Linked DNA regions of Homo sapiens: all the other regions are linked to region 3. A link is an interaction called in ENCODE POLR2A ChIA-PET data of the cell type or tissue named here. Cell type or tissue: CD4-positive, alpha-beta T cell. All regions are shown on one strand. Each heading gives the region's core, and the rest is flanking DNA. Links, peaks and the distances in the headings are about the cores only. Region 1 overlaps LOC105371775 (a long non-coding RNA gene). Region 2 overlaps LOC105371767 (a long non-coding RNA gene). Region 3 has its middle 37 kb from the start of CCR7.

Region 1 (5,828 bases), core at 574-5,573, 72 kb before region 3:
TTGCCTTAAACTGTGTAATTGCTGGTATACCATATTAGTGTCTTTAATCTGAACACAACCTCACATCCAAGAGGAAAAGCTTATCATTCACAACAGTAATTCCTGAGTGAGCTACTCCTCTCTAATTATACAATTAGAAAGTCAAAACAAACTTGAACCTTGCAATGTATATTCCCAGAACTCAAAACATATTTTTAAGAGAATTTTAACAGTAATCAACTCCTTTTCAAGACAAGATACAAAGTCAATAAAAGATTGCCTACTTTAATATTCATTTGTTTGTTTAAAAACATTAAGCACTAAGTCTAAGGGGCTGGTGGGACGACGGAAATGGGGCAAATTTTAAAGAAATGTAAGACACGCACTCTTTGCCCTTAAGGACAATCTGGTTAAGAAGAAAACAATTACCAAGTATATTTAACCCCACTTAAAGGTGTGAGCAAATAAAATTTTGTTAATCCATATATTTTAAATACTGTGCATTTAATAGCCAAGGTCAGGTGCTATCTCTTCTGTGAAGCCAATGGGAAAATATAATTTTAAAAAAAAATTTGTACAGCCACAATTTTGTTTGTAAAATTTCTCTTTGTCAAAAACTCAACTGTACACTTCTGGAACACCAGTTTCTATGCACCCAGTAGGCTCAGAAAGGAGTCCCCGTGGATATACATGTGTGCCGCGGCTGTGCAACATGGCCCCCGGCATGACACAACAGTGAAGCAGCTGGAAGGTGCTCAAATACTCAGACTGGCTGGGAAGTTGAAAGCAAGGGAAGAAGAGAGGGATGGGGAGAGAACAGCAGCTGTCAGGGAGCAGAGCACAGCCTAGAGAAAGCTGGGGTGCTTTGCACTGGCAGCTGAAAACTAAGGAGGCAGTGGGGGCATGAAGTAAGGAGGAGACAGAAAGGGGGACGGGATGTGGAGAGCTTGCTGCTGGAGTAGGCACATTTATCCGGCCAGTTGCAGCAGTGCAGAGGGAATATTTAAGCCTGAAAATAGAGTTCAATCATTCAAGCCGTTGGGTAAAGGCAAATAATTAGCAAAAATAATACAAAAAGATACGTGAACTTTATTTAAAAACTAGAACTACGTGGTCCCTTTGATCATGATCTGCACAGGTGTCCTCAAGCTGTCCACGCAGTCTTTCTAGGGAGGCTACCAGAGTGGGTGAAAATGGAAAACTAAAGCGGGGTCCTGCATTCAAGGCATTTCAAACACGTAAAGTTAAACTAAATGTTTGATTCTGAGGACTAGACTGTTACTATTACAAGAGTTGTGCAGGGCATATATCCAAGACTGGACAGGGACCAGTCCCTGTTGTCAGAGAAACTTCACACTGAGACACAAGCTTGCTCAGGTAGGGTGGGCGTTGAAAGCCAGGAGGAGGGATTTCTGTAAACTCTTGCTTCCTCTGTCATCGGCCACCCCTTAAGTTTTCTATTTCCTGCCTCTTCCACTTTACTAATTCTGTTTCCCAGAAAACACTCCACACCATCCCCCATAAGGGTTCAAAGTCTACCATATAAATGTCTTCCCAAATGTGCTAAAATGTACCCTCCAAAAAACAATTTTTTTTTTACCTATTCTGGATATTTCATATAAGTAGAAGTATATAAGACGTGACCTTTGGGGTCCGGCTTGCATTTAGTGTAATGTTTTCAAGGTTTGTCCACCTTTTAGGATGCATCAGTACTTTACTCCCTATTATGGCTTAATAACATTGCATTGTATGTACGTAGCACATATTTGCTTGTCCATTTACCCATTGATGGAAACTTGGGTTGCTTCCCCCTTTTGGCTATGATGAATAGTGCTGCTATCCACAGAGAGCAAATTGGTGGTTTGAAGGGGCTGGGGGAATGGGAGGATAGGAAATGATTGCTTCATGGGTTGGGTTTTCTTTGGGGGTGATGAAAATAGCTTGAAGCTACACAGAGGTGTTAGTTACACAACATGGTGAGTGTACTAAATGCCAATGAACTGTACATTTTTTAATGGTTAATTTTACGTTGCGTGAATTTCACTTGGATTTTTTAAAATTAATTTCCAGGCAGACCCCCTGCCACCTGTCTAAAACAGGGTCCCATGTGTGGGTTAAACTACAAATGAGAAATGTTACATATCTTAAAATAAATTGCCTATAACATATGTATGCAGCATCCTTCATAGCCAAGGTCAGACGCTACCTCCTCCATGAAATCTGCTATGGAAATACAATTAAAAACAAAATATCCAGTCTGGCCAACATGGTGAAACCCCGTCTCTACTAAAAATACAAAAATTAGGCGTGGTGGCGGGCGCCTGTAGTCCCAGCTACTCGGGAGGCTGAGGCGGGAGAATGGCGTGAACCTGGGAGGCAGAGCTTGCAGTGAGCCGAGATTGCGCCACTGCACTCCAGCCTGGGCGACAGAGCGAGACTCCGTCTCAAAAAAAAAAAGAAAAGAAAAGAAAAGAAAATTAGTCGGGTGTGATGGTGGGCCCCTGTAGTCCCAGCTACTCAGGAGGCTGAGGCAGGAGAATCGCTTGAACCCAAGAGGCGGAGGTTGCAGTGAGCCAAGATCGCACCACTGCACTCCAGCCTGGGAGACAGAGTGAGACTCCGTCTCAAAAAAAATAAAAAATAGTAAAAAAATCTCCTAACCTAGAAATCCTCTCCACCAAGGTAAACGAGAAAGAAAATCATTTTACTATTGAATAAGCGTTAAAACAGAATGTGATGCCCGTCACAAGCAATCCACTAAGAGACTGCAAAGACAGAAAGATAGCTCTTCCTTTATATAGCCAAGCAGACACAGCCCATTACGTGGATGTTCTCAGGATGAACAACAGCTACTCTTCACATAAGAGGACTTCACAGCACCATATGTCACACACGGTTTATCCTAACTTTACCCATAATTTGGGTGACCATCTATGTTAGTTAATAGGCTTTATATACAGGGAAAGTAAACTTCTCACATCTTTATAATAGGAGGTAGCTTTGGAGCAAGGTGCCTGCCGAAATTAGGTCCTGCCCTCCCACAGAACCTGGGACACAGGGGTGTTTATTTCCTTGGATGGTCACGCTCAAAAGGCTTGATTCCCAGTCTTGAGAAAGGCATTCCTTGGTTGTAAAGTTGGCAAAAGATTTATTTTACTTTTTAAAAGATTTACTCACATTTCAAAGAGACAGCGAAAGAATTTACAAGTTTTCTAAAGTAAATGCTCGAAGAAAGGGGAGTACAGGGGTGTCTTTTCCCTTATTTTTAACAGGAAGAATTAAGTCTCTTATTTTTAATTTATGTTTGCCTTTATTTGCCTTCTCTGATCCCCTCAGGAAAAAAAAAAAAAAGGCAATTACTTCCTCTTCAGAGATGCCTTACTTGTGGCACTTCGCAATTCTACCCTGAATTGGAGCAGTGCGGCAGGGTCAGGGTCTGGTTCCTTCTGTGTCCTTCATGGTGCGAGGGACCGTGAGCCAGAGCCAACGTTGAGAGAAAGCCCTTCCTTGAGCTCATTGTTGCAATGGAAATGTTCTGTATCTTGACTGCATTGGTGTGAATACCCTGGTTGTGATATGGTCCTCTAGTTTTACAAGCTGTTGCCATCGGGGAAATTCAGTAAAGGATATGTGGGATTGCTCTGTACTGTTTCTTACAGTAACTGAATCCACAGTTACCTCAAAAGTTTAGCTAAAAATGAAAAAGGCTTTTGAATGACTAAAAACATGTGTTTATAAACCACTGAATAATGGCTATGGAACATCATAAAGTCCAGAATGCTGTACAGTCTGGGCTGAGGAGAAGAAAGCTCACAGCTGCATTCCTGGGAAGATTTGGGCAATGTTAAGGGGTGAGGGTCCAGGGAATACTGTCAGGGTGCTAAAAATTGATATGCAGGGCAGAAAGCCTGTGAGAATGACCTAAGTAGAAATTTTTTTAAACAAAATAAAAATTTTCAAAAAGAGAAAAGACAACAGAGGGAAAATTCAAGAGGCCAGGCGCAGTGGCTCACGCCTGTAATCCCAGCACTTTAGGAGACCAAGGTGGCAGATCACCTGAGGTCAGGAGTTTGAGACCAGCCTGGCCAACATGGCAAAACCCCATCTCTACTAAAAATACAAAAATTACCTGGGCATGGTGGCGGGCACCTGTAGTCCCAACTACTCGGGAGGCTGAGGCAGGAGAATCACTTGAACCCAGGAGACAGAGGTTGCAGTGAACCAAGATCACACCACTGCACTCCATCCAGCCTGGGCGACAGAGCAAGACTCCATCTACGGAAAAAAAAAAAAAAAAGAAAAAAAAAAGCAAGAAAGGATAAATGCAAGTGCAAGGAAATAAATTGTCTAGAATAAACTAAGATGCAGAGAAATGACTAAGACTAGAGTATCAGGACACAGAATAGAAGACAGCAGGGCCAATGTCGTAAGTTATAGAAAGCAGGTTTAGAAAAATCAATATTTCAAAGACAGGAAGAGCTAAGGGAACACCTGTCAAATTGGTGAAGACAATGTACTTAGAACCCAACAAAGACCTCCCTTCTAGAGATTTGAAAGGAGACGTAAATATTGTAGCTCAAGTGAGTAGATGGGAGCACAGTTTCAACCTACAACTATGACTTCAAAGATTGGGACTTAACGCACTCCAGATAAAAAAGGAATGGAGAAAATTCTGAATAGTTTTGGAAGATGCCTATAGTCTGCTAAGCTAGAAAAAAATCATGAATTGTAATACACCAAAATTGTATAAACTGGGTGTTCTAAAATGAGCTCACCCTCTATCTAGTAAAGCTCATTTTGACCATCTGTGTGTATTGGGCCTCAAAAAACAAGGTAAGAAGGAGAAGCACCTGGAAGTATCTGGAAGATGCCAGAGAAAATAGGACCCAATGGCAAAGTCCTTGATTGGCAAAACTGCCCTGCTTTTTGCCCTTGAGTTACAGCAGCAAAGAATGAAGTGAGCATCTGCCAGGACTAAGATTGCATGTATAATGTACTCTGCTTAATCAGTTCATGTGAAATGCATGTTCAGTGTGTATAGAAAGGCATGTAAGCATCTCTCACATACTCTGAAAACATGCTAAAAAATGCTGACAAACATATTCCCACACAAAACTCTTTATCGTCTAATTATAGTCTTAACTTATATATAAAACAAAAGATTAAATGATATCACGTAGAGGCCTGCTCCTATGAGTAGAAAAATCAATAATATAACAAAAAGGATATAAGCCAGTAAAGCCCTGTCATTTATAGCAATTTTTTAAGTTTTAAAAAAAAGCCTTTATTTGCTGACTAATTATGCCTTTATAATCCTATGAAAATGCATGCTTGATTAAGAAGAGGGAGTCACAAAATCCTAAGCTGCTAAAGAAATTATGCTTCATAAATAAAATAATACCCAAGCTCTTTGGGATTATAAAAGATCAATTGGAGTGTTCTGTCTAGCTGAAGAAAACAGATTCATATTTACAACTTCCTGGAAGGAAAAAAACACTTAATATAAACTTACATTGCCATCATTCTATCTTTTATACTTTTTAGAATAAAAACAGATCACAACATTTATGTGCAGGACAGGAAAAACATTAAATGGCTTGAGTTTGACATCCTTGTGTACAAGATTGATTTACAGGGTGAAATGTATGTGCCCAAATGCATTACATAAAAATAATCCATTATTTTCCTTTTTAATATTTTTTCCTCTTCAAAGCAAAACTCAAATTCTTGAGTGTGCCACATTTGTTAAGGACAAACAGGTTAGAAAAGATGTTATTTCTCCCAGAGTTTAATTCCAAACTCCCAGGAAATCACTCCATAAAAATTCACCAAGATGAATGATGGGTGCC
Region 2 (5,828 bases), core at 531-5,530, 1.6 Mb after region 3:
GCACAAGAGCCAGACTTCATCTCAAAAAAAAAAAAAAAAAAAAGGAGCAACTCCTCATCCATTCAAGTGTTATCATGAGATGGCAGCAATTCAGTTTCATCTTCAGGCTCCACTTCTAATTCTGGTTATCTTGCTATTTCCACAACATCTGCAGTTACTCTCCACTGAAGTCTGAACTCCTCAAAGTCATCCATAAGCATTGGAATCAACTTCTTCTAAATTGTTGTTGTTGTTTTTGAGATGGAGTCTTGCTCTGTCACCGAGGCTGGAGTGCAATGGCGTGATCTCAGCTCACTGCAACCTCTGCCTCCTGGGTTCAAGCAATTCTCCTGCCACGGCCTCCCAAGTAGTTGGGATTACAGGCACTCACCACCACGCCCAGCTAATTTTTGTATTTTTAGTAGAGACGGGGTTTCACCATGTTAGCCAGGATGGTCTTGATTTCCTGACCTCGTGATCTGCCTGCCTCGGCCTCCCAAAGTGCTGGGATTACAGGCGTGAGCCACCGCGCCCACCCAAGAGGAAGCACCATCTATGTCAGCAATAGCCTTACAGAATGAACTTCTGAAATAATAAGATTTGAAAGTGGAAATTACACCTTGATCCATGGGCTGTAGAACAGATGTTGTGTTAGCAGGCATGAAAACAACATTGATCTCCTTGTACATTTCCGTCAGAGCTCTTGGATGACCAAGTGCATTGTCAATGAGCAGTAATATTTTTTAAAGAATCTTTTTTTCTAAGCAGTAGGTCTCAACAGTAAACTTAAAATATTTGCTAAGCCATGCTATAAATATGTGCTGACATCCAGGCTTTGTTGTTCCATTTATAGAACACAGGCAGAGTAAATTTAGCATGATTATTAAGGGCCCTAGGATTTCTAGAAAGGTAAAAGACTATAAAGTCACCAGCTGCATTTGCCCCTATCAAGAGGGTCAGCCTATCCCTTGAAGCCAGGCATTGACTTCTCTCTAGTTATGAAAGTCCTAGCTGGCATCTTCTTCCAATAGAAGGTTGTTTCATCCACATTGAAAATCTGTTGTTGAGCGTAGCCACCTTCATCAGTGATCTGAGCTAGATCTCTCGACAACTTGCTGCAGCTTCTCCATCAGCACTTGCTGCTTCACCTTACACCTTTATGTTACAGAGACAGCTTCATTCCTTCAGCCAACCTCTGCGAGCTTCAAACTTTTCTTCTGAAGCTTCATCACCCCTCTCAGCCTTCATAGAATTCAAGAGAGTTGTGACCTTGCTCTGGATTAACTCTTCATCCAAATTAACTCTTCATCCTCAGCACCCAAATATATGACTCATAGGCAGTTCCACTGCATAAACAAACAACACAAAATGAGGAAATGGGGAGCAAAGTGCCAGACACTGCAAGTGTTTCTGGAATAAATTCCTTCCTGGCCTGGTCTTTGCAATCCAGATTGTCAGTTTCTGGGGAAAATAACTTTCTGTCATATAAACATCGGAGGAGCAAGGAGCGTAGGAGGCCTGGGACCATGGCTCAGGGTGGATTAGAATCAAGCACCAAAAAGCTTAAAGGAATTTCCGCTTTCCTTTGTTTATGGTGATTTACCAAAAGGCCTTTTGAGGAAGTAGTTCTGCCTTTGAGACCTTAGAGAAGCAGACAAGCTCCTGCAGGTTTCCTTCAAGCTTTCTCTCAGTTCTCCTCCTTGGGTCTGATTATTAAAAGACATAACCACCTCTGTGGTTTCTGTTACTTCCATCTTGGTTTCTTCTTTTCAAGCAACTGTGTGGATTTGACACCCAGCAATTACAAGAACCTGGATGAATGCAGGTCTCTTGCACCAGTTGTATTTCCTGCACTCTAGTAAAACAAAGCTCCTCGTCAGTCTGGCATAGCTGATACTCCCACTCCCGCCTCCACCCCTGCTCATCATAAAAGGATCCCTTGGATAGGACTTTACAGCTTTCAAGGCACTTTCACACGTTCAAGTCTTAAAGGCAGGGCAAGCAGAGCGCATGCAGAGATGGGGCCGTCCCGGCACCCGCTGCGGTCTCTCCCCCTGCCCAAGCCCAAGCATGATGCTGAGCTCAGTGCAAGTTTAATGATACTTTAGATTGATGGATCCCCTTAGTTTTCTAAACACTTTCTCAGAATATCTCATCTGATCATCATATTAAAATACAAAAAATTAGGCTGGCCGTGGTAGCTCACGCCTGAAATCCCAGCACTTTGGGAGGCTGAGGTGGGTGTATCACCTGAGGTCAGGAGTTCGAGAGCAGTCTGGCCAACATGGTGAAACCCCGTCTCTAGTAAAAATTAAAAAAAATTTAGCCGGGTGTGTTGGTGGGTGCCTGTAATCCCAGCTACTCGGGAGGCTGAGGCAGGAGAATCGCTTGAACCCTGGAGGCAGAGGTTGCAGTGAGCCGAGATCACGCCATTGCACTCCAGCTTGGGCAACAAGAGTGAAATTCCGTCTCGGAAAAAAAATAATAATAATAAATACAAAAAATGAGCTGGGCATGGTGGTACAAAAGTAATGCAGTTTTGCTATTGCTTTTAATGGCAAAAACCACAATTACTTTTGCACCATCCTACTAGTTCTTTGAGGTTGGCAAGGGGGGAATTCGCATCCCATTTCAGGGATGAAGGAAACTGAATCTCAGAGCCCTGAATGATTTTCCAAGGCCCCCCTGCAATGTAACCCTTCTGAGAAGATCTCATCAGAACTTCAACTCTGCCCACCACCAATAAGAGAACAATAAGAGCTAACATTTACTGAATGGCTCGCCTGGTGCAGGCGGTGCTTAGCGCCTCATATGTGCTCCACATCAGCAGGTAGAAAGGAAGTGGTTATCTTTAACCATTGTTGGATTCCCAAGGATGTCAGTCCAAACACGCTTCTTGGGCACTTATCCTGGGCCCAGGAAAGCAGTTCTGAAAATACAGAAAACAAGAACTAGTCGCACTTACAGTGCTTACTGTGGAGTCAGTGAGGCAAGATGAAATCACAAGAGGCTGGCGCAGTGGCTCACGCCTGTAATCCCAGCCCTTTGGGAGACCGAGGTGGGTGGATCACCTGAGGTCAGGAGTTCAAGACCAGCCGGACCAACATGGTGAAACCCCATCTCTACTAAAAATACAAAAATTAGCTAGGCATGGTTGTGGGCCCCTGTAATCCCAGCTACTTGGGAGGCTGAGGCACAAGAATCACTTGAACCCAGGCAGCAGAGGTTGCAGTGAGCCGAGATCACACCAGTGCACTCCAGCCTGGGCAACAGAGTGACACTCTGTCTCAAATAAAAAAAAAAAGAAAAGAAAAGAAAAAAAGAAATCACATGAAAGCAATGAGCCACGTGAACCTAATCCATGGGTAAGCAGGATGTGGTGTCATGATGTAGATTAGGTAATATCCACGGTTCCCAGCTCAAACTCTCTCTAACCATGTTTTTCCTCTACTCTCACACCACAACAATCAACACAGAAGGCTTCTGTGACCATGTGTGTGGAGGTTTGCCTCCACACACCAAGGACTGGACACCAGCTGGGTGTCCTCTAATTCTGTTCTGACACTATCTACATGGAGATAGTGTCAGATCCCACAGGCTGGGGGCTCAGTGTCCAAGACTGCCCCACTCCCACACCAGTCGCAAGTCCAGGCCTCCAGAACTTCTGGCCAACAGGCTTCAAGTTAGGCTTCCCATGACCCCTCTTTGGGTTCAATTAATTTGCTGAATCAGTTCACAGAACTCAGGGAGACACTTACATGTACTGGTTTATTAGAAGGATATTACAAAGGATACAGATGAAGATGATACAGAAGGGCTGGGCTCCCAACTAAACCCCACCCTTAAGCCTGGAACCATGGCCCTAGGTGAAAACAGCTGAACCCATTCTTCCACCCAAACGTTGCCTTTTTTGGCCTGCCCCGCCCCTATCCTGTTCCCATAAAAGACTTCAGCTGGCACAGCAACACAAGTGGCTGAGGGTCAGGATACAAGCATGTGAGCTGTGACCAGAGAAGCAACTGAGCATCGGAGACTACGGATAGATGCAGCTAACTTCAGATGGTGCAGCTTCTGAGAGGGGCCCAGCTGGAGACGGCCAGGCTTCAGGGAAAGATCACCTTCCCATCCCTTTTCCAGCCTCCCTTTCCACTGAGAGTCACTCACCACTCAATAAAGTCTTCCGCATTCATCACTTCTTTTTTTTTGAGACGGAGTCTCACTCTGTCTCTCAGGCTGGAGTGCAATGGCACGACATCGGCTCACTGCAACCTCCGCGTCCCGGGTTCAAGTGATTCTTGTGCCTCAGCCTCCAGAGTAGCTAGGACTACAGGCACGCGCCACCACACCTGGCTAATTTTTGTATTTTTAGTAGAGGCGAGGTTTCACCATGTTGGCCAGGCTGGTCTCAAACTCCTAACCTCAAGCGATCTGCCCACCTCAGCCTCCCAAAGTGCTAGGATTACAGGCGTGAGCCACTGCGCCCGGCCATTCATCACATTTCAAACAGTTCATGTGAGCTTATTCTTCCTGGATGCTGGACAAGAATCTGGGTGCCGAGAGGGCAGGGGCTCCCACTCTGACCCTCCACTGAGCTAGTTGGCACTCGACCAGCCCTGGACAGCAGAACTGAAAGAGCATTGGTTGTAACATGCTTGGACGCTGTGCGGGGCCCACACAGAACCTGATGCAGCCAGAGAGGAGCGAATGGCCGGTTCCAGCATTTGTCCCCTCGGGTTCCCACACTTATTCACTCACACTTTCCCTCCCATGAGGAGTGGTCAGTGACAGGCTGAGTGCAACAAGCCACTCCAGTTCCCACTCGCGAAGGGGGTTGAGGGAAGTATCCCATCTAAGAGACATGTAGGGTGAGGTGTGGGGGAAGGGGTACGGAGCTTCCACGCGCCCCCTGGGCCCATCACCCTCCAGGAAGCTCCAGTGTTCAGCTATCCAGAAGCTCACTGGGCCCTGTCCTCTTGGGGCTTGTTTTGTTTTGTTTTTGAGACAAGGTCTTGCTCTGTCACCCAGGCTTCAGTGTAGTGACGCAATCTCGGCTCACTGCAACTTCCACCTCCCAGGCTCAAGCAATCCTCCCACCTCAGCCTCCTGAGTGGCTGGGACTACAGGAGTGCACCACCAGGCCCAGTTACTTTTTTGTATTTTTAGTAGAAATGGAATTTTGCCACTTTGCCCAGGCTGGTCCCAAACTCCTGGCCTCAAGCAGTCCTCCTGCCTTGGCCTCCCAAAATGCTGAGATTAGAGGCGTGAGCCACCAAGCCTGGCCTCTTGGGTTTTTATGGAAGCTTCACGATGTCAGCATTCCTTCCCCCAGGGTGTGGTCTTCAGACTCATAGTCATGAAATCAGGGGAACATTCAGGTGAAAGGAGGGCAGGAGAAGGTCAGAGGCCTGCCCCTGAGGCCTAACATACCCAATGTTCTAACAAGACTGTAAGAAGGGCTCTGGGAGTTATCAGCCAGGAACAGCCCAACGAGTTCACCTTGCCTGCTGCCTAGACCGAGCCCGTTAGTCAAGACGGGAACTGCAATAGAGACAGTAATTCACACAGAGCCAGCTGTGTGGGAGACCAGAGTTTTATTATTTCTCAAATCAGTCTCCCTGAGCATTCAGGGATCAGAGTTTTCAAGGATAATTTGGTGGGTGGAGGGGCCAGTGAGTCGGAAGTGCTGACTCATTGGGTCGAAGATGAAATCATAGGGAGTTAAAGCTGTCCTCTTCCAGAGTCAGTTCCTGAGTGGGTCCACAAGATCACATGAGCCAGTTTATTGATCTGGGTGATGCCAGCTGATCCATCAAGTGCAGAATCTGTAAAATATCTGATCTTACTTCTTA
Region 3 (5,828 bases), core at 591-5,590:
AGCTGAAACCTATAGCAGGTGAATCTCCTGTGTGAGAGCCAAGCCAAACACACTACCAACACTGCCATTCACCCCACGCACAAAGAAAATGCACCCAAGTCTCTGTCATGCACTCGTCTGACAAGGCGGTGACACATCTCTCTGCCCAGCACTGTATTCTTCACTGGGAGTTCAAAAATGAGAAGACAAAGTTCGTGTCTCTAGGAACTCAAGTTCTAGTGGGGGAACACAGAGGTCTCCGATCCTTCTCACCCTTCACCTCCACCCCAACCCTGTAACCCTGATATCAAAAGGTGAGACAAGCTGGGTTTCGTCAACTTGGAAAAACCATGGGGCTGGGCTGTTGGATACCATTTTAGCTAAGAACCCAGCAGAATCTGAGGAGTTTAGGATCTGCAGTCATCATGGTAGTTTCGGGCAACCTTCTATGAAGCACTATTTGGGGTTATGTGCCTAAGAAGGGACAAGCCTACAAAAGCCTGGACACACAGCCTGCTCCCCGCCAAGGAAATAAAATGATACAAACAGACAAAGATGTAGGCAGCAGAGACCCATGCTGGGACAGGCAGCCAACTGGGGAAAAGTGTGAGTCCAGGCCCCAGGCTCTGTGTACAGGCCTGGAGGTCTGGGCCCAGAAACCAGAGGTGGAAACTGTTACCACCTGTCTTTTTCTGGCTGTCGGGGTATGGAAGGTGAGTGAGGGGTAGACTAAACTCATACAAACCGCATCCTAGCCCAAACGACTTGGTGCTAAAAGGCTGAGTCTGATCGGGTCTGGTTGGGTCTAGTCAGGCATGCAGCTTAAATACCACCCATGCCCTAAGTGGACTAAAAGTCAGCACAGGCACCTGAGTTCAAGCTACAGCGCTGCACCTTGCTTGCTATGCCCCCTTCAAAAAACCTCTGCTTCTCTTTAAGCTTTAGCTTCCTCGTGTGTAAACTGGGGAACGTTCCCAGTGCTTACCTGTAGGGTTGTTTTGAGGATAAAATGAGACAACTAGTACAAAGCACTTGGACAGTGGTACACTGTTATTATCAGCCACGTAGATCCCTTCCAATCCTCTCAGCTAAAAATGACCTCTGCCCCATTTTGAACTCACATCACAGCCTGGCTCTGTCTCTTATTTACTGCCCTTGAAGGGAAGATCCCTATTTGATTCAATCCACAGCATCTCATTAGAATTCAAATGATGAGTGAGGATTTAAACAATTCTTGTGAGAGAGGGTGGGGGGAAAGAAAGAACTTAGAAACAATGATGTTATTGGCAGATTGGCAGAAATAGGCAACTACAGCCAGCTACCAAAACAAGAACAGTAGCAGACTGAGTAGATTGGAGCTTGGATCCAACTTGCAAGTTCAAGGGAAGGGGACATTCAACACAGACTTGCTGCTACTCAAGGTGTGGTCCATGGACATCGCCTGGGAGCTTGTTGGAAATGTGGAATCTCAGACTCTATGCTAGACTTTCTGAATTCCACTCGAATTTTTACAAGACTCCTGTGCACTCTAAATTTTGATAAGCATTAGGCAGACTAATGGTTCTTTTTTTGTTTTGTTTTGTTTTTTGAGACGGGGTCTCACTCTGTCACCCAGGCTGGAGTGCAGTGGCACGGTCTCCGCTCACTGCAACCTCTGCTTCCTGGGTTCAAGTGATTCTCGTGCACAGGCATATGCCACCAAACCCGGCTAATTTTAGTATTTTTAGTAGAGACAGGGTTTCACCATGTTGGCCAGGCTGGTCTCGAACTGACCTCAGATGATCCGCCCGCCTCAGCCTCCCAAAATGCTGGGATTACAGGCGTGAGCCACCACACCTGGCCTGGGATCATCTGAAGAGCTTTTAAAAATGCTGATGCCCAGGGTGTATCCCAGAACAACTGGCATCATGTTGATTTTTGTAGCTCACCAGGTGATTCCAATATTCAGCCAGGGTTGAAAGCCATTCATCTAGACCAACCCTCCAATTTGCAGGTCAAGAAACTAAAGTCCAAAGGGGTAAACTGACCTGCCCAAGGTCACACAGCAAGGGAGTGATAGTGCCTGGGACCTGAGCTCCAGTGCTCCACCCCCAGGGCTCTCTTCACTGGACTTCACTGCAAAATGGGGCAAGGTGGAGCGGAGCACCAGCGTTTCCCTTCTGGCTTGGCTTCTTCACTGTTGGGTCCTCAGCTCAGATCCCAAAGAAGGAGCTTCCTAGATGCAGGTGGCCTTACGCCTTTGAATTCCCAGGTGGACTATGGCCATAGAGGCCTCACGCTCTCAGGCAGTAGGTGCCAGAAGCCTGGGGCCAGGTGGGACTCTGCTTCCTGACCGGTGGCCAGTCTCTAGGCTGGAACAGCCTCACACTCTCACCCAGCCAGCATGGGCCTGCCATTCTCACCCGCCCCCCACCATCTTCCCAGAGAGACGGAGCCCTCAGGGACTGTCCCACCACAATTCTCAGAACTCAGGTGAAGTTTCTGACCCCCCACAGCCGCAGCTCCCGACTCCTCTGAGAACTGCTGGGACAGGCCTGTTCTCAATCAGCAACCGCGACTGTCTTGAAACCATCAGAGGCTCCCTCATGACTTGTTTTCGCTCTCTTGTCAGGGTTTTGGGGGTGTGTGTGTCTCAAACCTCTGATTGTCTCTGCTTTGTGACTTTTTCTGGTGTGTTTTTGAAGTGGCTTTTTGTTATTCTGCCTCCACTCGCTCATCTTTCTCGGCAGCCGTGGAAAACACTCTCGGCCTGTTCTGCTCTCCACCGAGCACTTGGATCCCTTGTAAACAGCTTGCCTGGTGGCCTGGACCAGGCTGAACAGATAGGAAGGGCCTGGGCCTGTCAAGCCTTTGAAAATAAACATGCTGCACTGAGCTTCACCATGCTCAGGGAGGAGGATGGGGTAGACACGAGAAAGCAGAAAGAACTTTCTAGGCACAAGATTACTCTCCTGACGGCCGAGTGAGGTCTTTTCCACCGCCCTAAAACAGGCAAGAACAGAGGCCTGCCCCTTCCCTGAGCCTCAGGCCTGCTAGAAGGAGGGCACCCACCTGCAAAAGCCTTTCCTGAAAAAAAAAGAAAAAAATTTTTTTGAAACAGAATCTCACTTGGTTGCCCAGGCTGAAGCGCAAGCGGCATGATCATGGTTCACTACGGCCCTGACCTCCCCAGCTCAAGCGATCCTCTCACCCTAGCCTACCAAGTAGCTGGGACTACAGGTGCGTGCCACCATGCCTGACTAATTTTTTTTTTTTTTTGTAGAGATAGGGGTCTCACCATGTTGCTCAGGCTGGTCTCAAATGCCTGTGCTCAAGCAACCCTCCTGCCTCAGCCTCCCAAAGTGATGGGACTGCAGGCATGAGCCACCATGCCCAGCCCTCTCCTGAAATGTGAGAGGTAGATCTTAACTTGCACTGCCCAATATAGTGCCACTAACCACACATGTGACTACTGAGTGCTTAAAATGTGGCTACTTTGCGAGCATGGTGGCGGGTGCCTGTAGTCCCAGCTACTTGGGAGGCTGAGGCAGGAGAATTGTTTGAACCCGGGAGACAGAGGTTGCAGTGAGCCAAGATCGCACCATTGCACTCCAGCCTGAGTGACAGAGTGACACTCTGTCTCAAGAAAAAAAAAAGAAAAAAAAGAAAGAAAAAAGTGGCTACTTTGACTAAGGAACTGAATTTTTTATTTAGTGTTGCATAATTTAAATAGCCACGTGTGGCTAGTGGCTACTGTTAGACAGCACAACTCAAAAGCAGGGTTCTCAAACTAGGCTGCATATTAGAATCACCTGGGAGCTTTAAACCACTCTGACGCCTGCAGCCATCCCTGGTGACTTTGATTTATTGCCACTGGGTATGGGCAGAGCCAGAGTTCTGAAAGCCCCACGTGTGATTCTCACGCACAGCCAGTTTTGCAAAACTCTGGCCCAAAGGACTTCCCACAGCTTTTCCACCTCTGACATCCTACACGTTGATCTGGTCTCTACAGTTTTCAGAATTTAAGGAGCAAGGAATTTACTTAGAGAATCAACTCAAGATGCTGGAAAATGTTTTTCTATGTTCTAAATGTAATGCATGTTCGTTGTAACACATGGGAGAAAATTGAGAAAACTCAGAGAAATGAACAGAAGAAAGTCAAAATCCCCTAAAATCCCACCACCTAGAGAAAAAGGGTTGAAACACTTAGACGTATATCCTTCAAGGCATTTTTCCATGGATAGAGCCTTATTTTCCTTCAAAATTGAAATCCTACTATGCTTCCTATTTTGTAATGTTTTTGTCACTTTACTTATTTGATTAACAAATATATCATCAATTGTAATGGCTACATGACATTCTATTGCATATAAACCACTATTTATCCAAATTCATATTAATATTGGCCCCATTTTTGCTATAATTTTTAAAAACATTGCTATGAAAAAATACAATGTCTTTATGAAAAGCCATTCACTAACTCCTTAGGAGAAAAGAAAAAAAAAAGAATTCAGTCAAAAGGCATAGAAAATTCTAAGACTTCTCCTAAATGTTTACCAAATGACTCTCCAGAAAAGTTGAACCAGTTCACATTCCCATCAACAGAGCATGAAAGCACCTATATTTATATGCATGTTGGCACTGGGGATTGAACTTTTCAAACTTAACAAGGTTCGAAAAAAAAATGTTTTCAACCACCAACAGGCAACCCTTCGTTTCAAAGTTCAGCACACCTTTAACGAGCACTGACTATGTGCCAGGTGTCACCTTAGGTGTTGGTGATAAAGATGAATGGAATGCATCCCTGCCCTCTAAGAACTCAAGAAAGGGGAGAATTAACAACTTGGCTTTAAGTCAAGGGAGGACAATATAGATGCTAAATAAAGGTACCAAAGTCACACTGGGAGCAGGAAAGAAAAGCCCACGATTCCTCACAGCAATGCTGGGAAGTCTGAAGGGGTGGCATTTGAGCTGGCTCTAGAAAGGTTGAGTCCAGGCGCTGGTGAGAGGTAGGAGGTGATGATATTTGGCAAACACCAAAAAATGCTGGAAGGCTCGGGGGATTGGAAAGTTATTGCTTCCACCCTCCAGTGGCTCCTATATTTATCAACCGTCTACGGTCAGGAAGCTTCTCCTTGAGTCTCTCCAACAGCCTCCTATTGCAGCTTAAACCCCTTCCTCTCGTTATCTATATAGTGGGAATGGGAGGCAGCTTGAATGCATTCTCCATAAATTCACCTCCAGAGACTTCTAGCCAAGGCAAACACCAAGCATGGTATGATATGTTTTCACTGATGAGTTGGTCCCTTTTGCATTATTTGCTCCTTCTATAAAAACAACATCGACTTGTAATGTCAATATGTCCATTTACCAGCCTGGGCAATATAATGAAACCCTGCCTCTACAAAAAATAAAAAAATTAGCCAGGTGTGGTGGCATGTGCTGGTAGTCCCAGCTACTTGGGAGGCTGAGGTGGGAGGATCAATTGAACATGGGAAGTCAGGGCTGCAGTGAGCTGTGCTCGTGCCACTGCACTCCAGCCTAGGTGACAAAGCAAGACCTTGTCTTAAAAAAATAGAGGTAGATAGATAATGTGTGTGTGTGTGTGTGTGTGTGTATAGTTTTTTGTTTTTTGTTTTTTTAAGTTGCAAAACTCAAGACCATAGGGCAAACATCAAGGTGACCTGAATTCCCCAGGCCGCTGGTCGTTAACCCAACTTTTCCCCCATTATTAGGATGGCCAATGCCAGCCCCATAGAGAGAAAGGGGCAGCCAGTTCAAATCCTGGCTCTTCTACTTAGGCCCTTGTGAATTCCCTTGGGTAAACTCACTTTTTCATCTCCCTGGGCCTATAAGACATGGATGGTATG

Evidence for each region. Peaks named below come from ENCODE experiments on the same cell type or tissue, not always from the same donor. Only the 100,000 strongest peaks of a DNase experiment are listed, where the experiment ranks them.
Region 1: POLR2A ChIA-PET joins it to region 3 with 5 read pairs; 3 of 35 experiments call an interaction of 5 or more read pairs at or near these places.
Region 2: POLR2A ChIA-PET joins it to region 3 with 7 read pairs; 1 of 35 experiments calls an interaction of 5 or more read pairs at or near these places.

The regions. Positions count from the first base shown.
Region 1 is chr17:40,672,098-40,677,925 of GRCh38, reverse strand. All of the region lies in intron 1 of LOC105371775 (a long non-coding RNA gene), which reads right to left. Among named protein-coding and RNA genes, the nearest start is that of KRT222, 9.8 kb to the right of the region's middle. In CD4-positive, alpha-beta T cell, for the core only: no CTCF peak of the experiment used is centred there; no DNase peak of the experiment used is centred there; H3K27me3 peaks cover 342 bases.
Region 2 is chr17:39,014,508-39,020,335 of GRCh38, reverse strand. All of the region lies in intron 1 of LOC105371767 (a long non-coding RNA gene), which reads left to right. Among named protein-coding and RNA genes, the nearest start is that of LINC02079, 9.7 kb to the left of the region's middle. In CD4-positive, alpha-beta T cell, for the core only: no CTCF peak of the experiment used is centred there; a DNase peak (open chromatin) is centred at 3,355; H3K27ac peaks cover 1,949 bases.
Region 3 is chr17:40,599,772-40,605,599 of GRCh38, reverse strand. No RefSeq gene overlaps it. Among named protein-coding and RNA genes, the nearest start is that of CCR7, 37 kb to the right of the region's middle. RefSeq lists an enhancer at 2,604-2,863. In CD4-positive, alpha-beta T cell, for the core only: no CTCF peak of the experiment used is centred there; DNase peaks (open chromatin) are centred at 2,599 and 3,819; H3K4me3 peaks cover 1,288 bases; H3K27ac peaks cover 4,778 bases.